2 separate regions of the Mus musculus genome follow, and region 2 is linked to region 1. Evidence: chromatin loops called from intact Hi-C (ENCODE). Cell type or tissue: heart. All regions are shown on one strand. Each heading gives the region's core, and the rest is flanking DNA. Links, peaks and the distances in the headings are about the cores only. Region 1 holds the start of Tmem222 (transmembrane protein 222). Region 2 holds the start of Wdtc1 (WD and tetratricopeptide repeats 1).

What was found. Peaks named below come from ENCODE experiments on the same cell type or tissue, not always from the same donor. Only the 100,000 strongest peaks of a DNase experiment are listed, where the experiment ranks them.
Region 2: it touches region 1 in a loop (5-fold over the local background); 2 of 42 quality-filtered maps call a loop at or near these places.

Annotation. Positions count from the first base shown.
Region 1 is chr4:133,272,406-133,282,617 of GRCm38, reverse strand. It overlaps Tmem222 (transmembrane protein 222), which reads left to right and starts at 4,828. Exons shown (of 6, transcript NM_025667.3): 1 at 4,828-5,087. The coding sequence starts at 4,894. In heart, for the core only: no CTCF peak of the experiment used is centred there; a DNase peak (open chromatin) is centred at 4,777; H3K4me3 peaks cover 2,727 bases; H3K27ac peaks cover 3,164 bases.
Region 2 is chr4:133,334,925-133,345,136 of GRCm38, reverse strand. It overlaps Wdtc1 (WD and tetratricopeptide repeats 1), which reads left to right and starts at 5,822. Exons shown (of 16, transcript NM_199306.4): 1 at 5,822-6,141. In heart, for the core only: a CTCF peak has its summit at 4,663 (motif pointing right); a DNase peak (open chromatin) is centred at 5,736; H3K4me3 peaks cover 2,174 bases; H3K27ac peaks cover 1,730 bases.

The DNA.
Region 1 (10,212 bases), core at 695-8,694:
CAGGACAGGGAGGCAAAGGGTATTCCTGATTGGAATGACATAAGCAAGGACAGGAGGTATAAGGTACGGGGAGGCCAGTGCCATAAAATCACAAGGACACAGAGGTGAGTCTGGAAAGGAAATTTGGGATCAGCCCAGGGAGAACTTTGGATGCCAGAGTGACTGAAATGCCCAAGGGAGGAGGCTTGTGAGCCCTGGGGAGTCCTACATGGAGTCAGCTGAGGAGACTCGCACTGGGAGAGGGAGCGCCCTAGGCTTAGTCTTCTAACAAGCAGCATCTTAGCCTCTAAGGTTTACCAGCCTGACAGTTTCCACTCTGCCATCCCACCCACCCCTCCCCCAGGCAGCCCCATAAATGGATCCAGATGGTCATTCCTATTTTCGGTAGTGTATGTGTTGGGGGAGGGGTGGCTCTGAACCCCACCAATCCTCAAACAAACTCTCTGTGTAAGAGGAGCTTCTTCCAGGCCCCGCTGTGATCCTCTGAGCCTGGGAGGCAGAGATAGTCTTTGATGGAGATTATCCATCTGGTTTGGGGGGGGGGGGCAAGGGAGACAGGCAGAGGAGGAAAGGACACAGGCCAGGGAGCCCTGGGTGAGAACTGAGGTGATGTGTACGAGAGGAGGGGCCCTGTGAGGGGGTGGTAGTGGAAGCCAAGCCTGGGAGACAAGCCCTCACAGGAGTCAGTGATGGCGCTGGCTTCTCTCTCCAGCTACACGACCTTCGTGTCCTGGCTTCTGTAGCTACTGAAGGCAAAGCACGGATAATGCATGCTGTAAGAAGCAAGCTAGGGTTCTACTAAAGCACTGTGCCCAACAGCCTTTAGGAACCCCTTAAAAGGGCTAGGAGCACAAGGAAGGAAGTAGCAAATGATAAGCTAGGTCCCTTTGCTCAGACAATCTGTTACCAAAATATTATGCCAAGCCTGTAAGTATTTGTTATACGAATCTGGTTTAGTGAACATTAGTTTAAAAACACTATGCACTATACTAGCTAGGCACTCGGTTTACAGAAATGGAAGACAACCGTTCCTGTAATGGGTTCCCAGTTGGTCGAGGAAACAATATATTATTCTAAGTGCACTCTGATAAAAAGGGGTGTTCAAGAAGAGATTGACAGGGACTTTCTAATTCAGACTGGAAGCCAAAAATTGGCTGGCGGAGGAAATGACATCGCATCTAAGTCTGGAGGAATAAGTGGAAGTTAGTTTAAGTGGGTAGCGGAGTATAGTAAAGGCAGGGATGGTCTTTTCAAAGACCAAACAACTTTGTTTGGAGCCAGTTTTTGAGGCTTCTATCCATCGCCATGCAGGAGCTACCAGAGAAAGTCGACCCAGCTGAGAGCCCAGAAACTCTTCAGACAAAAGATGAAGAGGACTCATCTGATGATACAGATGTCCTACAACCAGAAACACTGGTAAAGGTCATGATAAAACTAACCCTGAACCGCAGTGCCAAGCGGTCAGAATATCATCTGCACAGCCTATGTCTCTGGACGGTGGATTGTGAGTGTCCCTGTGGAGAAAAATAGTGAAAAAAAAATCTTGAGGGAAGTTCAAAGTGCCTTTCCCAAGAGAAGGGTCTGCACACTGTTGTCCGTGCTGAAAGATCCTACAGCAAGGGTGAGAAGATTTGTTTGGATTGAGCAGAGACCCAAAAAGGCTTGAGGGAAATGGATTTAAAGGGGACAGTGAGCCATTCAGATGCCTGCCGTTATCAAAGATGGGATCCTTCTGAGGATGCTAACATCGGGAAGAATTAGGGGAGTCAGTTTAAATTGTACACTTTCCTTGCTATCGATGATGTGAAAGCTGTTGTTTGTCTTTTTTTTTTTTTTTTTTTTTTTTTTTTTTTTTTTTTTTTTGGTTTTCTGAGACAGGGTTTCTCTGTATAGCCCTGGCTGTCCTGGAACTCACTCTGTAGACCAGGTTGGCTTCGAATTCAGAAATCTGCCTGCCTCTGCCTCCTGAGTGCTGGGATTAAAGGCATGTGTCACCAAGCCCAGCTTGTTTGTTTGTTTGTTTGTTTTTTTGTATTATATGTGAGTACATTGTAGCTGTCTTCAGACACTCCAGAAGAGGGTGTCAGATATTGTTACGGATGGTTGTGAGCCACCATGTGGTTGCTGGGATTTGAACTCAGGACCTTCAGAAGTGCAGTCAGTGCTCTTAACCACTGAGCCATCTCACCAGCCCTTGTTTGTTTTTTAAGATTGAACTTTTCCTGGTGCTGGGAAATCTTAAAAATAAATAAATAAATAAAGGCAGGGATGGGGTGTGTGACATACTCCTCAGTATGAAGGGATAACACTTGTGGAAGGAGCTGATCAGATGCTAGGGTATCCGTAGTATAGTGAAGAAGTAAGAAGCTACAGAGCCTTGTAAGTGAAAGCATGGTATATATTTGTATCTTACACTAAGTGCCAAGGGAAGCCACTGCAGTCTCTCTGATTAAATGCATTTTGCTAAATCTGCCAACTTCGTGGCAGACCCCCTGAGACTTATTTTGGTTGTGTGCTCATCCATACATACAATCAATGATTAAAAGGCATACAAGTTGCCAGTGTTGGTAAAAGAATATCAAAGATGGGGCTGGAAAGGTGGCTCAATTAAGAGCACTGACGGCTCTGCCAGAGGTCCTGAGTTCAAATCCCAGCAACCACATGTTCACAACCATCCGTAATGAGATCTGATGTTCTCTTCTGGTGTGTCTGAAGACAGCTACAGTGTACTTAGATATAATAATAAATAAACCTTTAAAAAAAAGAATATCATAGATGAACAGAAGAATTTAGACAATTACTGCAATTGGGTCAAGAACTAATGTGATTTACTCATCTGACAATTATTTAAAGGACCCTTAATCTATTCCGAATTGTCCTGGTGGCTGATTGCTGCCCTTCAGGGGTCATACTACATGGGGTCATTCATGAAAGAGGTACAAAAAATGCTCAAAGAATTTTGAGTGGACTAGAATTAGCTTCGGCTAGGATACTAGTGAGATGTTTAAAAGATATTTAAAGTCGAGAAACATTTAGAAAACATTCGCTAGGTGCATAGTTCTCAGAGGGTCTGCTCTGCTCTGCAGTAGTAGCAACTGCACTACCTGATGTATGATGTAGTCAAGACCTTTGGATTTTCCACAGTACAGATTTTTTTCTTTTTCTTTTTTTTTTTATTTATTACGTATTTTCCTCAATTACATTTCCAATGCTATCCCAAAAGTCCCCTATACCCTCCCCCCCAGATTTTTTTCTTTTTTAATGCATTTAAGTATCAGGATCGCCGGGTATGGTGGCCCACACCTTTAATCCCAGCACTTGGGAGGCATGGGAGGCAGAGGCAGGGCGAATTTCTGAGTTCGAGGCCAGCCTGGTCTACAGAGTGAGTTCCAGGACAGCCAGGGCTACACAGAAACTCTGTCTCGAAAAACCAACCAACCAACCAAAAACAAAAACAAACAAAAAAAAATTATCAGGACCGCAGGCTTTTGGCAAGTTACTATTAAAGGAGACTCATTTCATGGAAGCAAACCTTCTCAAAAGCATAGCTTTTGCCTTCCCTAAACATTTGTCCACACCTTCTGTTGGCTAATAGTCTTAGGTGATGAGGAATTGAATCTAGCTGTACTAAGCCATAGCTTCTAGCCAGAATGAAGTGCTTAGCCCCTATCTGACAGGTCTGCTTCACCTGCAGAAACAATATGCCTGAGTATGGAAAACAACCCCCACTCTGGTCCCAGTCAAACCATACACACACACACACACACACACAAAGAGGAGCTGTAACATATATATATCTCCTCCAGCCCGCTGTTCCAATAAAACAGTCTCAGTCTCAGCCTGTTGAAACAATCTGTTTGCCTTTCTGCCTCATTTTTCTTACACCTTCCTATAGCCTGGTTCCCTTCTTGTCTTCCAAACCCATCCCACCCACTCCTCACCGCATAACATTCCACTTCCATGTCTCTCTGATTATCCCTCTGAAAAATCAAAAGATTCCAAGACTGGAGCCTGGCCACTTTGTGTTCTTGAGTGTGATCTTAGACAAGTGCTAACTGCCGAGTTTTCTATAAAGCAAAAAAGGACCTGGCTTAGTGATGTACCCTTTTAAATCCCAGCACTTGGGAGGCAGAGTTAAGAGTTCAATGTCAGCCTGGTCTACATAGTGACAGACAGGGCTACATAGTGAGACCCTGTTTCAAAACAAAAACAAACATGTGCCCCAAAACACGAACAATAAAGAGATTTAGATAAGTCTTGGATGATATTCTCTACTGCACATAGTGACCTCAAGTTTCCTGTCTTGGCACTTCTGCATCCGTGCTCTCCCCAGGCCCAAGGCTGCTCCCTCCCATACACACCAAGTGTACGTGTCTCCCATACACACCAAGATTTTAGTTTGACCTCCCTTTTTACACCATCACGTAACAGACTATTATGTAACTCATGCCACAGACTAAAAAGGACAAAGGAAATCTACAAAGACTTGCGTTTGAATCGTTGCTCACTTCATTTCTAAGAGCCTTTGTCTCTGATTTGTTTTCTGGGGGAAACAACTAAATTTGCACGTCTAATCAGTTTATAGACAGTAGTACCAATGAATATCACATGCTTGGCACCTAAGAAGTGATCAATAAAGAGTGCCTGCACCACGTGCCGGCATGCGGAACCGCGGTTGGTTGTGGGTTCCCGGGGCTCGACTGAGAGCTTCCTGAGGTCCACGGAAATGCTCCGCTACAAACACGGGAAAGAGGCTAAACTAGCCGGGCCCAGAAGGACAAGGCTCCAATTCCCCGGGGGAAGATCGACCGAGAGGACACTCCGCCTCCCGGAAGTGATGACACAGGGGCGAGCGGCGGCGCGGTCGGCCTTCCCGAGCGGGACGCGCGCGGGATGGCGGAAGCGGAAGGGAGTTCTCCGCTTCTGTTACAGCCGCCGCCGCCCCCTCCTCGGATGGCGGAAGTAGAAACGCCGACGGGGGCCGAGACGGACATGAAGCAGTACCACGGGTCCGGTGGCGTTGTCATGGACGTGGAGCGGAGCCGCTTCCCCTACTGCGTGGTGTGGACACCCATCCCGGTGCTCACGTGAGTGTCTTCCGATGTCAGCGCGAAGTCGCCGAGGGCCCGAGCATCCTCCGGGGTGCCATGCTAGCTTTTTTTTCCCCAGACTTGCAGCAACCCGTACTCCGGGCCAGGCTAGCCCCCAGTCCCCTAGAGCTCTCGTCACCTATGAGGTGCGCGGTCCCCTTGGATGTGGGGCATAGTTCCGGCCCTGGTTCCCCCAGGTCTAACTGGAGAGGAGGAGAAGTGTAGATCAGCAGCAAAGATCTGGTCATTAGCACGCCCTTAAGCTGCAGGCGTACAGAAAAGACCCTTAATCATTGTCTGAAGAGGCATCGTCATTCATTCCCCGTTGGTTTTTGTTTTTGTTTTTTCACTCATTGAGCAAACGAGCGCGTACTTGTCGTCTGTTATGCACAAGACGTTTCGCCTTTAGAAACAGAACTGAGTGTTTGATCGAAGCCACACTGGTTCGTGGAATGTCAGCATTGGGAGGTCCGTGCTGGCGTTTTTCCCCCTACATCATTTGAGTTACAAAGCAGTCTCAGCGACCTAGGTATCTGCCTCCCAGTGGAAGAATGCAGCTTACAACCCTCCTACCTTAATCCTAACAGTCTGGACAGTTTACAAGCTTTATTTTCTGTAGTAGAAATCCCCTTCCCCCATGGGGAAGCTGAGTTCCTTTGTAACATCGTCTTGGTCCGTTGACTATCCCAGCAAGAAGATATTCAGAAGCCAGTTAGTTCACTGACTATATATAACTCATCTTTCAGCTGTGGCATCCTACCTCTCACCTGAGGAGGTACTCTTTTCTTTCCTTCTATCAAAATCAGCTACCAGGCACGGGGATCCATACTTTTAACCATAGCACTTGGAGGCAGAGGCAAGCAGATGTCTGTGAGTTGGAGGGCAGCCTGAATTATATGGTAGGAGTTCCAGGCCAGCCAGGCATGTATAGTGAGCCCCAATCTCAAACAAACAAACAAACAGAGCCAAGTTGTGTGGAGAAGGAATATTTTTAGTCTCAAATGTTTCTGATCTTCAAATCATTTTAATCTTTCGATTTTGTATTTATTTATTTTATTGGTTTTGACTGAGACATGAGCTTGATATGTAGCCCTGGCTGGTCTGGTATTTATTTCGTAGCCCAACCTGACTTTGAACCCCTGTTCCCCCTGCCTTCTGTGTTCTGGGACTACAGGTGTATGCCATTTCATCTATCAAATGACCCTAATTTTTAAAGTATGTAAAGCTACTTGGGCCAGGGTGGATGGCTCAGTCAGTAAAAGTGCTTTCTGTGAATAACCTGAGTTTGGATCCTTGTTAACCATGTAAAAAAACCTTCATGCAGCAGTGCATTGCCTGAAGTCCCAGAGCTGAGGAAGTGGAGGTGAGAGCATCTCTGAGGCTTGCTGGCTACCTACTCCTGTCAAGTCAATGAGAGATACTGTCTCAAAATGTAGAGGGCAGGGGTGGTCCACACCTCTATTCCCAGTTCTCAGCAGGCAAAGCCAGAATGGGGGTCTGTGACGGTGTTGAGGTCTGTGACGGTGTTGAGGCCATTGTAAGCTGCAGAGGAAGGGCCAACCTAGGGTTCCAGAGTTAGACACTGGATCCAATTCATTAAAATTTCCTCTTAACACGTTTGCTGACTGACTCCTTGTGGTCTGTAGTAGCAGGTGTAAAGCCTAGCTGTCCGGTGTGCCGCGGCAGGGTGTGCCGCTTGTTTCCAGGTGTTGATGGGAGCCGTAGAGGGTAAATAAGTAACTGACGGACAGGAGAACTCCAGATGTGGAGGAGAGCTGTGAAGAGAATGGGCTGTCACTGTGAAAGCGGCTGGGTACTCAGGTGGCCGTGTGGTTTGTGTGGAATCCAATCATGTTGGCCATGTTGGCTTTTTCCTCATTTCTTCTTAAAGATTACCTTGTGTGTGTAGGAGCGCTGTGGCCGGCAGAGGACATCATTCAGGAGTCAGTTGTCCCCTGCTGTGTGTGAGTCAAGTTCAGGTCTTCAGACTTGGCAACAGGTGCCTTTATATACTGAACAATTTGCAGCCCCTCATTTTCAGGAATATTGTTTCTCTGTTGAGAAATGGAAGCAACAAGAGGTAAAGAGACACGGTTCCCCATTTCTAGGCTAGAAGTAGCTGGTGTCTCAGTTCTCTTCAGATCTGTGTCCACAAGACCAACATGAGTAAGACTGTTCCTGACAGAGGACTCGCCCCTTAGCAGAAGGGACAGGGCAAATTAACTTTTGTAATGCCATAGTTATGTGATGTTGCTAAAGGTGTGTGCAGATGTAGGGGCAGAGGAGGTAACTCTCATGTCTATGACAGGGAGATCAGAGGTGGAAACTGAGTCCATGACCTATCCACCTCTTAGTGATAGCTACTGCTGCTAATAATAAAAACAGCTAAACATTTCTTGCACACTGTCATGCAGTCCTTACATCAACCTGTCTCAATATCTGAAAGCAGATATTGAGGCATGAAACTCCAGCATGAGCAACTAATACATTCACTAAAGCTTTACTTTTAGGTCAGAAGAGACAGCAGTTAGCCTAGCTTGGGAGCTTGTCTTTGGGGAGCTGACAAGCTGCATCGAGAGGTTAGTGTTGTCTCTCCAACCTTCATCCCCAGTTCCATTTGCCATCAGCAGCCGAGATGTAGACAGTACTGCTCATGGCGGAGGGAGGAGTCTGGATCAGGAAGAGCTGACTGGGTTCTGAGGAGCCAGAGGAGTTGTTTCCCACAGTTCTTGGTGTCCGTCCTATGTTCACTGTGGGTCCTCAGCTGCTTACCCTCTGCCAGTCAGGTAGCGACTGTTCACCAAGCACCTCAGCATCACTGAGCACCACGCATGTGAGCAGTGTTGTTCTACATAGACTGTGAGCAGTAGCCCCTCCGCAAAGTACTTGTTGCTCTGCAGAAAGGTGGAAATGAAAAAACTGCTCTAGCCTGCTCAGACTTCATCTGAAACAAGCACAACCCGACTGTACTCTCTTTTTTTTTTTCTGTTGGTTTTGAGACAGGGTCTCTCTATATAGTCCTGGCTGCTCCGGAACTCACTATGTAGACCAGGCTGGCCTTGAACTCAGAGAGATCCACCTCCCTCTGCTGACTTCTCATATAGAGCAACCTAATGTGTGTTGGGGACAATGTGACTTTCCAGCATTCCAGTTAAATGGGCGTGCACAGTGCTTGCCTCACAAACATGAGGATCTGAGTTCAAGTCCCCAGAACTCAGCAGAGGCGGGCATGGGAGTGGTCCTGTCATCCCAGGAGACTCCCCAAAAGTTCATAGGCAGCTACCTGGAGTAGACAGCAATGAGATCCTGTCACAAGGCAGAAGGCAAAGCAGCACCCGAGGTTGTCTGTCTTTATACTCCACACACTTCAGGGCCCGGGGCGCATGCACACACACACACACACACACACACACACACACACACACACACCGGCGGGATGTAAGGATCAGGTTAGAGAGAACCGTGTATCCGTACCTCGGCTCTCAGTTCTCTGGGTGGAGAGATTCAGCACCCTCTCTTGGCTCTTTTGAAATCAGCAGTTAATTGTCAGTTACAGTTACCTTACTATGATGTAGAATATTGAAACGTATTCCTTCTACCCAGCTACACCCCTCTACTCTTAAATATGGTGGATCATTTGTCCCTCGTTCTGCTGACAGATACATAGGGAGTTTGGAACTATGTGCCGAGACAAGCATCATCTTAGAAGCTATGGCAGTAAAGGGGACACAGTCTGTGTTCTCATGGAGTGTAAGGATTTAGTGAGGAGAAACGAGCAGTTGATGGGCTTTAGTGCATGGATATGATGAAGAGAATAAAGCAGGGTGATGGGTCTGGAGTTCCATCAATGGCTGCTTGTGTGTGAAGCTGGGATTGTGATGGGGGAGGTGGGGAGAGCTTGCAGGGATCTGACTCTTAAAGCTCTTAAAGTCCAGGAACAAGCTGGAGAGCTGGTTCAGTGGTTAAAAGCCCACACTGCTCTTGCAGAGGACCTAGATTCGGTTCTCAGCACAGCATCCTCTGGTTACAACTCCGAACTCCTGCTGCAGCGGATCAGATGCCTTCTTCTGGCCTCTGCAGGCGCCTGTACTCATGCCCCACACTGCACACACAGATACACAAGTATTTACATAAGTAAAGATTAATCTTGAAAAAAAGAAAATCTCTTCCTTTAGAGACAAGACAAACCTATGGCTATTGAACTGGGGCTGGCAAAATGGCTCAGCAGAGAATTACCTATGATTCTCTAGTCAGTTGGCTATTGAACTGCGGCTGGGACTGGAGCAGTAGCCTCCACACTGGCCTCCTCCTGCCTTCTTGACCACTGCCCCTCACTCTTTGGGCTGTGTACCAAGCACCTTACTTACCTCCTGAGCCATCTTACCAGCCCTACATATCCTGCCCTGCTGTTAAACTTCATGCTTGAAGGGTTACTTCCATATTTTTTTTAAAGATTTTATTTATTTTATGTATATGAGTACACACTTTAGTTGTACAGATGGTTGTGAGCCTTCATGTGATTGTTAGGAATTGAATTTAGGACCTCTGCTTGCTCTAGCCAACCCCACTTGCCAAAGATTTACTTATTAGAATAAGTTCACTGTAGCTGTCTTCAAACGCACCAGAAGAGAGTATCAGATCTCATTATGGGTGGTTGTGAGCCACCATGTGGTTGCTGGGATTTGAACTCAGTACCTTTGGAAGAGCAGTCGGTGCTCTTACCCACTGAACCATCTCACCAGCCCGGTTACTTCCATATTATAAGATACAAAAATCTTAAGCATGCAGCTCAGGGAAGCTTTTATGGTTTTCTTTCTTTTTCAACTTACGGGGCTGGAGAAACAGTTCAGCAGCAGACCTGCACTGTTAAGAGGACCCAGCACCCGTGTCAGGTGGCTGACAGCCCCAGTGGGGTCCAGTGCTTGTGAGTGTCCATACATGTCCACAGGCAGACACATAAAATAACATGTGAAATTTCCTTCATTTTATTATTAATGTGTGTGTGTGTATACAGGAGTGAGTGTGTCACAGTACACATGTGGAGGTCAGAGGACAGCTTTATGGAGTCGTTTTCCAGGAGTCATGGGTCACCAGGCATGGTGGCAGGCACCCTCACCACTGA
Region 2 (10,212 bases), core at 1,082-9,081, 62 kb before region 1:
AAAAAACAAAAAAAAATTTTTAAAATCATTTTATTCATTTATATTTCAGATGATATCCCCTTCCCAGCTACCCATCTACTAGCCACCATCCCATCCCCCTTTATTGATCTTTATTATGCACTAAGTATTTTTACATATATTATTTCTAATTGTCCTAAGATGGGTATTTCCCCTCCCCCTTCTTTTATGACAGAGATTATCTGTGTAGCTCTGGCTATCCTAGGATTTACTCTGTAGACCAGGCTGGCCTCAAACTCAGATCTGCTTGCCTCTGCCTCCCAGGTGCTAGGATTAATGGTGTATGCCACAATGCCCAGCCTAGAGATGGGTTTGGGAATTTTTATTTTTGTTGTGCAACCTGAGGTTCACAAAATTAGCTTCCTCTGAACTGTTTTGGACCCTGGAAGCAGGGACTTTGGAGGTCTTTCTGAACTGATCCAAGATTATTAAGGAAGTTCATGACTTTCTACTTGCTGACACTTTCAGTAGAAAAACAATCAACCTAGGAGCCTAAGAAAGGAGGAATCCATCAAGGCACAGGCAAGACTTAAGACAGAAAACTTTTGGATATTTTTGAAATGAAAGTTGTGGCTCTACTACTCAGCACTGCCACAAAGCCCTGGTTTTATGGGTTCAAAAAGTAAGAGGTCAAGAAACATCTTAGAACATTTTCTAGAATTACCACTAAAGTATTGCCCACATTTTGTGTGGGGAAAGTGTGTGTGTGTGTGTGTGTGTGTGTGTGTTGGGGGGATTGGGGTGAGGGGCGAATCTGATTGCTTCTGTTCTCCTTGTCCTAGAGGAGAGGCAGTGTTCATAGTCAACCACTAGGTGGCACTGTGAAAGGCGGGCACACTAATTAGGATAGTAGAACCTATCAATTAATTAGAAGGGATTTCAGATCACGAAATGTAAACTCTGTTTTTTTTTGCGTTTTGCTTCCTTTTGGGAGGGGGTTTCTTGAAATATGGTCTTGCTCTGAAAACTCATAGCAATTTCCCTGCCTCAGGCCCCTAAATGATATGATTGCTAATATGTGCCTCCGTACCTGGGTTAAGACTCCTTGTTTTATAGAAGAGACATGAGGTCTGGAGAAGTAATCTGCATCGCCCACTTTTGTGATTAGAGCAATCCTAGGAACTCAGATTGTTCTCAGTGTGGTATATCTACCCATCAATGTCCATTACAGGACATACACAAATTCCTTCACCATCCACTCATCATGGTGTAAGTTTGTTGAAGTCACTGGCATCTTTGAAAGCCTCAGACTTCGTTCACAGAATAAAGGATTGGGCTGTATATTTGAGATGTCAAGAAGGTCATGGTAGGGCTAAGGGCTATCCTAATTTAAATTAAAGTTATTTGTAATTTAAAATTCTGTTCTTAGCCCCATTTCCATAGCTCAGCAGACAGTTGTGGGCAGTAACTACTACCCAGCAAAAGTGCAGGACATTTCCAGTATCGAGGGGTTGGTTGTATCCGCATTGAATGGTATTTAAGGTGCTTCTAGCATTATCCTGTGTGCTCCTGGGTGCCAAGAGATGGGGGGATGGGGAGGTGTGGATGTTAAATGCATGTGGCTTTCTATCTCTCAACCTGAATTCCTTTCTGAGATAGGGTCTCGCATATTTAAGGCTGACCTTGAATCTGCTCTGTAGGCAAGCATGACTTCAAGCTTTGGTCTTTGTTCCTTTACCTCCTAAGTGCTGGGATTACAGATGTACACCAGCCTCTTTCTCTATGCTCAGGCCCCCCAGCTTCCTCTAACAGCACCCTTTATATCCCTGTATTAAATTAAGAGTCTACATCTGTGATTGTCTGGGTTGATCCTCCTGACGTGTCCTGTGTTCCCACCCCTATTCCCCAGCTGGACTTGGGCTTGCTCAGCACTAGCACTGAGCCACATCTGCCCCACATCTCCCTGGGTTTGTGCAGATGTTAGAGTTGGAGAGCTACAGGTTAGGGGAACAGCACAGTCTCTCCTTTACTTGGATGAAGCGTAGCCCAGGTTGTGCTGACGGTGGCTCTCAGTGCTGCAGCTTCCTTCAGTTAGTGCCAATCATCAGGACTTAATGGCAGCACTGGATAAGTGGCAGGTGACCATCAGGTTAGCAAGCTAGTACTGATACTTCATGTTTTGAGAACAGAAGTAGAAAACGTGGCATGCCGTGAAGGATGAGAACAGTGTACTGACCTGAGAAATGGACTCAGTTACAGCTTGCATGTATATTCTAATTCCAGTCTTGTAGCATGGGTTTCCTCCTCTGTAAGATAGCTTTCAAGAAGTAACCTGAGTTTGAACCCCAGAACCATGTTGAGGTAGGACAGAACTGACTTTAAAAGTTGTCTTCTGGTCCCCGAAGGTACACCATGCCATTGCCATGAGCCCCCCCAACCCCCCATCACACACACGCACACGCACACACACACACACACACACACACACACACACACACACACACACACACACACACACACACCTACATGCAAGCCAGTAAGCAAAGCAAGCAAGAAAGAATGGAGGGTTGTTAATAGGAGAATCTTCAATTTCAGGTTGACGTCTGTGGCGTTTGTCCTGGAGTCTTATAAGATGAAAGCAATCCAGCAGCTATCTCTGCGGAGGCAGCCGTCAGTTGGGGCATCCTTTGATGGTCTTGGGGAGGGAAAAAAACAGCTATATTCACTACCATAAACTATATTTGAAAATGCTCTGTCCCCCAGAAAATCAGAGATTGTTGGAATTGGTCCTTTGCTTACACCTCCCTTAATTGGGTCCAGAGTGTCATAGAAACACAAGTGTTCCTACTACTGGACAGAAGACTTCCACTAATCTCAAGGGTTCCCAAAGTCGCCCAGCTCTGCTGGAGTGGCTTTCTTCTGTTAATCTGAGTACACTCCTGGCTGGAAGATATGTCAAATTCTGAACTGAACATTTTTTTCTCTGTGGTCTTGTGAATCAAAGCTTGGGTCTTGCACGTTAGGCAAGTGCCTTGCCAATCAGCTGTATCTTACCTTCTCTGTTTTTTTTTTTTCCTATGGAAATGAGTGACTTAGTTAGGGTTTCTATTGCTGTGATAAAACACTATGACCAAAAGCAACATGAGGAGGAAAGCTAACGTGTCCTGATCATAGAACATCGTGAAAGGAAGTCAGGGCAGGAACTCAAGGCAGAAACTGACGAAGAGTCCAAAGGAGGGCTACATTCTGCCTTGCCCCTCAGGGCTTGCTCAGCCTGTTTTGTTTTACAACTCAGGACCACCTGCCCATGGGTAGCACTACCCACAATATGCTGGGCCATCCTGGGTCTTCTCAAACCAATTATTAATCAAGAAAATGTCTCCCAGGACAAGCTGATGGGAGCTTCCTTGTATGAAGGTGACAAAATACTGGTCAGCACAGAGTAAGGAAAATATGTATCCTTTCTAATGTAAGTCTAATAAATTAGTGTTTGTCAATGTATATATGCATACATACATACAAATACTATATAAGTTACCAAGCTTGAGTGCTCCAGTGAACACCAGCCAGAAAATAAGCAAGTGACTGTGGATATTATTACTTCTGGTCATCCCTTGCCAGCAAACATTCATTCTGAATGCAGATATATACTGTCGCAGAAACACAATCCACCCCTCTTTCTTGTCATTTCTGCAACCTTGTCACCTAGAACAATTCCCAATTAAAATAATGTGGAGGGCTGGAGAGATGGTTCAGAGACTAAGAGCCCTGGTTGTTCTTCCAGACGTCCTGAGTTCAATTCCCAGCAACTCTATGGCGACTCATAACTATCTGTAATGGAATCTGATGCCATTTCCTAACATGCAGGTGTAAAGGAAGATGACACTTATACACATAAATCAATGGTTTTTTTTTTAAATAACGACTAGTAATGGATTAGACATATCTAAGTTTTGATGCTGACCTCTACTGTTTGCTGCCTGATTGTGGGAGTGTTGTTTTACCCACTGGAAACACTTGTCTTGAGAAAGATGCAGGATAAATATTAGCTACCTTGTAGCTTTATTGACCCAGTCACCCTAACAAAGACTGTAGGCCTAAAGCTAGGACCTGTGGATACATGATGTCAAGACCTTCAAGTCTTAATATCTGTGGAGTTTTTGTTTTTTTGAGACAGAGTTTCACCGTGTAGCTCCAGCTAGGCTGGAACTCGCTACTAGCCTCAGTTAATACAGGACCACTCACATCTACCCCCACATACTGGAGGTATGTGCCCAGCTGAGTATTCTGTCTCTCCGTGTCTCTGTCTCTGTCTCTGTCTCTCCATACAGCTAAGCAGGAAAGGTCAGGAGGCATGCCCCACAACCTTTCTAGAAGATGAAGACTGACCTGAATTCACAAGAGAAAGAAATCACAAGTGGTCCGAACAGAAATGAGCAAAGACCAGACACTTATGGGAAGAGAAACTTAGGACCAGCACTCTTTTAAAGATTTGTTTATTTTTATGTATATGAGTACACTGTAGCTGTACAGATGGTTATGAACCCTCATGTAGTTGCTGGGAATTGAATTTAGGACCTTAGCTCACTCCAGTCAGCCCTGCTAGCTCCAGCCCAAAGATTCATTTATTATAAATAAGTACAATGTAACTGTCTTAGAGGCACCAGAAGAGGGCATCATATCTCATTATGGATGGTTATGAGCCACCAAGTGGTTGCTGGGATTTGAACTGAGGACCTTCGGAAGAGCAGTCAGTGCTCTTAACCGCTGAGCCATCTCTCCAACCCTGGACCAGCACTCTTAAGTGCTAAATGTTTGTACTTAGTCTCCAGCACTGCCTGGTTTCATTCCTTGTTTTCTAACCAGTTGTGTGACCCTGGGCTAGCATCTTTTTAACTACTTTATGCTTGTTTCTTCTTTTTAAAAACATAGGAACAATTGTATCTATCAAAGAGAGCATGCCCAATACAGTGAAAATAAAAGTGTTATTACTTAGACGTTGGCATACTGTGTATCTGCCACTCTAAGAGAAGAGAAATGTAAGGTGATTGCTTTTGAGTTGAAGCTCCTGGTCTCTCTCCCTTAAGTTATCTTTACTGCCACCTTTGTCACCTTGGAACTCCCTTAGAGAGGAGGGTGTCTCCGTTCTGACTTGGAGCTTGAAAGTCAGAAGAGCAATTACTTGGCTAGTATTAGATAGACCTTGTCTGCCATCGATCTGGGTTCCTAGAGCTCCCAGGTCACTCAACATAGGACCTTTTCCTTCCAGCACCTGAAGATTCGAGCATGGAACCTGTAACTTCAGCAGCCCCCTAGAGCAAGGAGCAGGCTGAGGCTTTGCTCTGGGAGGACTCAGGGTCTTAGCCTTAGGTGTCCCCTAATTTACAGCATCAAAAGCAATTTTGATGAGCTCTTAGCCCTTGGAGGGTCTGTACTGGACCTGGGAGAACATGTGGAATTGGGACTCAGAAAAGGTGTAGTGGGATGGGAGGTGCGTCCAGGTAACTAATGGTAACCGGGCGGGGCAAGTCCACGCCGCAGGACCTCTGCGATGGCGAAAAACTACGACTCCCATGATACTCCAGAGCTGAGCCCCGCTTTTCCGCCCGCCCACTGGCTGCCGTTCCCGCGAGCGGTGAAGCCGATTGGCCCCGGCGAAGTGGGGGGCTCCCCCGCTAGCAGGTTAGTGGGCGCCACCGGCAGCAGACGTTGACCGGGCGCGCGATGGAGGGGGGGTGAGGGTGGCAGAGAGGACTAGGGCCCGCGCTCACTATTCAGGAAACTGCCGAGCGCCATCGCCGTAGCGTAGCCGCGGACCGTGAGACGCGGGGCCGGCGCGGAGACTGCGTGGCGCAGGCGCAGTGCGGGACTTCTCCTGGGTCCCCAGACAGCTGGAGGAGATAAACAGAGGAGGAGGGAGGGGAGTGCGTGTGTGAGAGCGCGCGAGGGAGTGTGAGTGTGTGTGAGCGCGGGTGTGAGGCGGTGCGCAGGGGCGGGCGGAGGCGCTGTCCGGCCCCGGCCAGGCGCCGGGCGGGGAGCATGGGAAGAGGCTAGAGCTGCCCGGGTCCCCAGCCCCCTTCCCGGGATCCGCACCCCTGCTCCCGGGAGAGGGGCCGGGCCCCCCCGGACCGACATGGGCTCCTGAAGTTGCTCCGCTGCTGGTCCTGGGAAGAGACCTGACAGGTACGGGTCGCCGCCGCCCCATCCCCGCCGCAGATGTCGAGTCGGGGACCGGCTCCCAGAGCCCCGGCTCCGGGGCCGTCCGCTCTGGGCCGGCTCCCTGCTTGGGGGCCTGAGCCCGATCGCCTCGGGACTCCGGGGTGTCCCGGGAAGGGGTCAGGCCTCGGCGGCGAGGAAGGGCAGAAAGGGCCGGGGAAGGGAGGCTAGAAGAGGACTGGCTGGGAGGTCGGGGGAGGGGGTGGGGGAAGGCTGTAGGAGTCCCGCAGGCTCCACCGGGGCAGAGGTAGAAGTCGTCCTATCACGGGACTTTTATTTATTTATTTTTTGCGGAGTTTTTGACATCTGATCTGGCGCCGATCGCACTCAGGAAGAAAGGGGCAGGTGGAAGTTTCAAGAGGTCAATGACCTGGTCTGCTCTTTCCGTGTCTCTCTGCCTCTCTTTCCCTCTCTTGCTCTCTGTTTCTGTCACCCCATACTCCTTTTCTTTCTTTCTCTCCTTCTCCTTCCTCTCTCTCTCTCTCTCTCTCTCTCTCTCTATAGAGAGAGAGAGAGAGAGAGAGAGAGAGAGAGAGAGAGAGAGAGAAAGAGAGTGAGTTTTCAGGCTTCTGGCAGTCGCAGATGCCTTCAGTGGCTCATCCTGGCACCAAACTGAACTTTGCCAAGGTGTTTGCATCATCGACTGTAGCGCTAAGTACAAAGGGTCTCTGCTTGGGAGTGGGCTATTAGTACCCACTTCAAAGGGTAAATAAGAATCGGTAGAGATAAACTGCAAACCCGCAGGATCTCTTTCTGAAAAGCTTTAGTGGAGCGTCCCGTCCCACGCCCCACCCCCCACCCCCCATCCCAAGCCCGGTGATTGGAGTTTCTTGGCGACTTATGGTTTGCTCTCCGCTGCAGGTGCATTACCAGGACTAATAAGAATTAAAAAAAAAAAAGTATGAGGGTTTACATGCGATTTATCTGAGCAGTACAGACGATTTATCTTAGCAGCTGAGTGTGACTAATTTCTTGTGAATGTCTCTGGTGTTCTTAAATCTCTTGAGGTAAATGTGTTGGTGGAGCAACTTGAAAGTTTTCTCAAGTTTGAGTTTAGAAGCTGAGTACTGTGACTGTAGCTTTTCCATTCCTTCCAAGGATGGGGTGGATGATCGGGATAAAGTGTCAGATAAGCATTTTTTTTTTCATGTGTGGGTTTTAAAACAAAGTTTCATGTAGCTCAGGCAGGCCTTGAAATCATCTTGTAATTCATGCTGGCTATAAACTATTTTCCTGCCTCCAAGTCCCAAGTACAGGGATTAAGTGGTATAATGCTATTTCCCTTGGCCCTAAAGTTGTTTTGTTTTGTTTTGTATTTTGGAGATAGGCTTTCTCTATGTAGCCCTGGCTGCCCTTGTATTCACTCTGTAGACCAGGCTGGCCTCAGACTCAGAGATCTGCCTGCCTCTGCCTCCTGAGTGCTGGGATTAAAGGCATGTGCCACCATACCTGGCTCCAGGTGTTCCTTTTTAAACAAAGCCTTCGGGATCTCTTTATGAGCCTACCTAGTGAGACCCAGTCTGAAAACCCAAGTATAAATAAATAAGTAAAGCCTGAATCGGTTTTGAAAAGAAAATCATTCTGAGGAACCTTCTGAGGCAAAGATGTTCCTGCCTCCTGGTCCCAAGTTCTCTCTACCTAGGGCACAGGTGTGCTCACTGCTCGCTGCTTAAGTTGTGAGTGGGCAGGCGATGCTCAGACAGTGAGTGAGCACCCTTGGACTAGTTCTGGTTTGAGTTCTGTATTTTCTTTTCTTGTAAGCCTTGTATCTTTAAGAATTAGGATTTTGCTGTTGAGTATAATACCCAAGTATTTTTTTTAATTTGTTTTTATTTTACGGGTGTTGAGCCTTTTGCCTGCATGTATGTATGTATGTACGCCACATGTGTGCGGTGCCCATGGAATCCAAAATAAGGTGACAGGTTTTCTGGAACTGAAGCTACAGATAGTTGTGAGCTGCCATGTGGGTACTAGGAATTGACCTCAGTCCTCTACAAGAGCAGCCAATGCTTTTAATCACTGGACCATATCTCCAGGTCCTCCAAATCTTCTAAAACAGACCAGGGATTAGTTAGCAGGGTTGACTCTGAGGCTAACAGTTGATTTCCTCATTGTTAAATTGTATTTCATTTTTCTCTTTTTTTTTTTTTTTTTTTTTTTTTGAGACAGGCTCATTGCAGTCCAGTCAAGGCTTGCCTGGAACTCCAGGCAGATCATCCTCCTGCCCCAGTCTCCTGAGCACTGGGATTATAGGTGTGAGTCAGCGTGTCTGGCATAAATAGTTGGGGGCCTTTTCTTTTAGTCTATTAAGTAATTTTTAAAATTATTTTTATTTTATATGCATTGGTGTTTTGCCTACGTGTATGTTGCTGTGAAGGCATTGGGATCCTGGAGTGACACACGATTGTGAGCTGCCATGTGGGTGCTGAGAATTGAACCCTGGTCCTCTCGAAGAGCAGCCACCTCTCCATTTCCCTAAAGAATGCTTTCAGTATAGATTTATAAAAAAATATTTATTTATTATTTATATGAGTACACTGTAGCTGTCTTCAGACACACCAGAAGATGTTTACATTACAGATGGTTGTGAGCTACCATGTGGTTGCTGGTAATTGAACTCAGGATCTCTGAAAGAGCAGTCAGTGCTCTTAACCCCTGAGCCATCTCTCCAGCCCCTCAATGTAGATTTTAAGCATGAACGTTAAGAGAAGGAAAGAAGTGCTTGGGAGAAACATGCCTCAGAGTGGATGGAGGCTTCTCTGAGAAAGTTGCCTCTCTTCTGTTCTTGTTTATCTTGGTTTGGTTTTAGCAGCACTGGAGATTAAACCCAGGGCCTTGAACTTGCTAGGTAAGCTCTCTACACCACAGAGCTATATCGCCGGTTATTCGTTTTTGTACTTAGGCTTCTTTTTTAAATTTAAAAGTGAAATATATTACTCTGTGTAAGAGTACATGCACGCAGCATGTCTGCCGCGCACATATATGCAAGTACTGGTATATATGTGTGTATGTCCAATTGCATCTGTGAGATGATTTTTCACTGTTCTTCACTGTGGGCTCTGGGGACTGAGCTTGGTCTCTTAGGCTTGAGCTCACTGAGCCACATGGCTGGCCCTTTATAAGTTTTTGAGATAGGCTGCCCATAAGTTGCCCATGCTCAACTTCCATAGTCCGTGCAGGCCTTGAACCTGTGGTCTCTTAGCCTCAGTTTCGTGAGCAACACTGAAGTTGGAGGCCTGCTTCTTGGCCTTAGCAGAGTTGCTGTATTTCGTTGGTACACTGGAGACAGCAGTGGCTGTGTGCTACATGTACACTTTTGCATCTGAGACAGCCCTGGACAAGTGTAATCTAGTGATACTTGGCTCTTCTTTGGGTCAGTGGTTTAATGCCTTATCCTTTTTCTTCTTTCATTCTTACCCTCACAGAGTCTCCATACATCTTTGAGCTGCTGCTGTAGATGGCTAGACCCACAGAACTGGTGAACTGTGCTTTCTTCTTAGCTGTTGTGTATTAAGAAAATCGCCACCAGAAACCTATCAGTACCCTTATTGTTACGAGGTCACAATTTGGGTGATATAAGAAACTTACTGAAGCAGGTGGCACACGCCTTAATCCCAGCACTCAGGAAACAGAGGCAGGCAGATCTCTGAGTTCCAAGACCAGCCTGGTCTACAGAGTGAGTTCTAGAACAGCCAGGGCTACACACAGAAACACTGTCTTAAAGAAAGAAAAGGGGCTGGAGAGATGGCTCAATAATTAAGAGCACTGACTGCTCTTCCAGAGGTCCTGCGTTCAATTCCCAGCAACCACATGGTGGCTCACAACCATCTGTAATGTGATCTGACGCCCTCTTCTGGTGTGTCTGAAGACAGCTGCAGTGTATTCATCCTGTATATAAAATAAAGAAATAAAATCTTTTAGAAAAAGAAAGAGAGGAAGGAAGGAAGGAAAGAAGGAAGGAAGGAAGGAAGGAAGGAAGGAAGGAAGGAAGGAAGGAAGGAAGGAAGGGAGGGGAGGGAGGGAGGGAGGGAGGGAGGG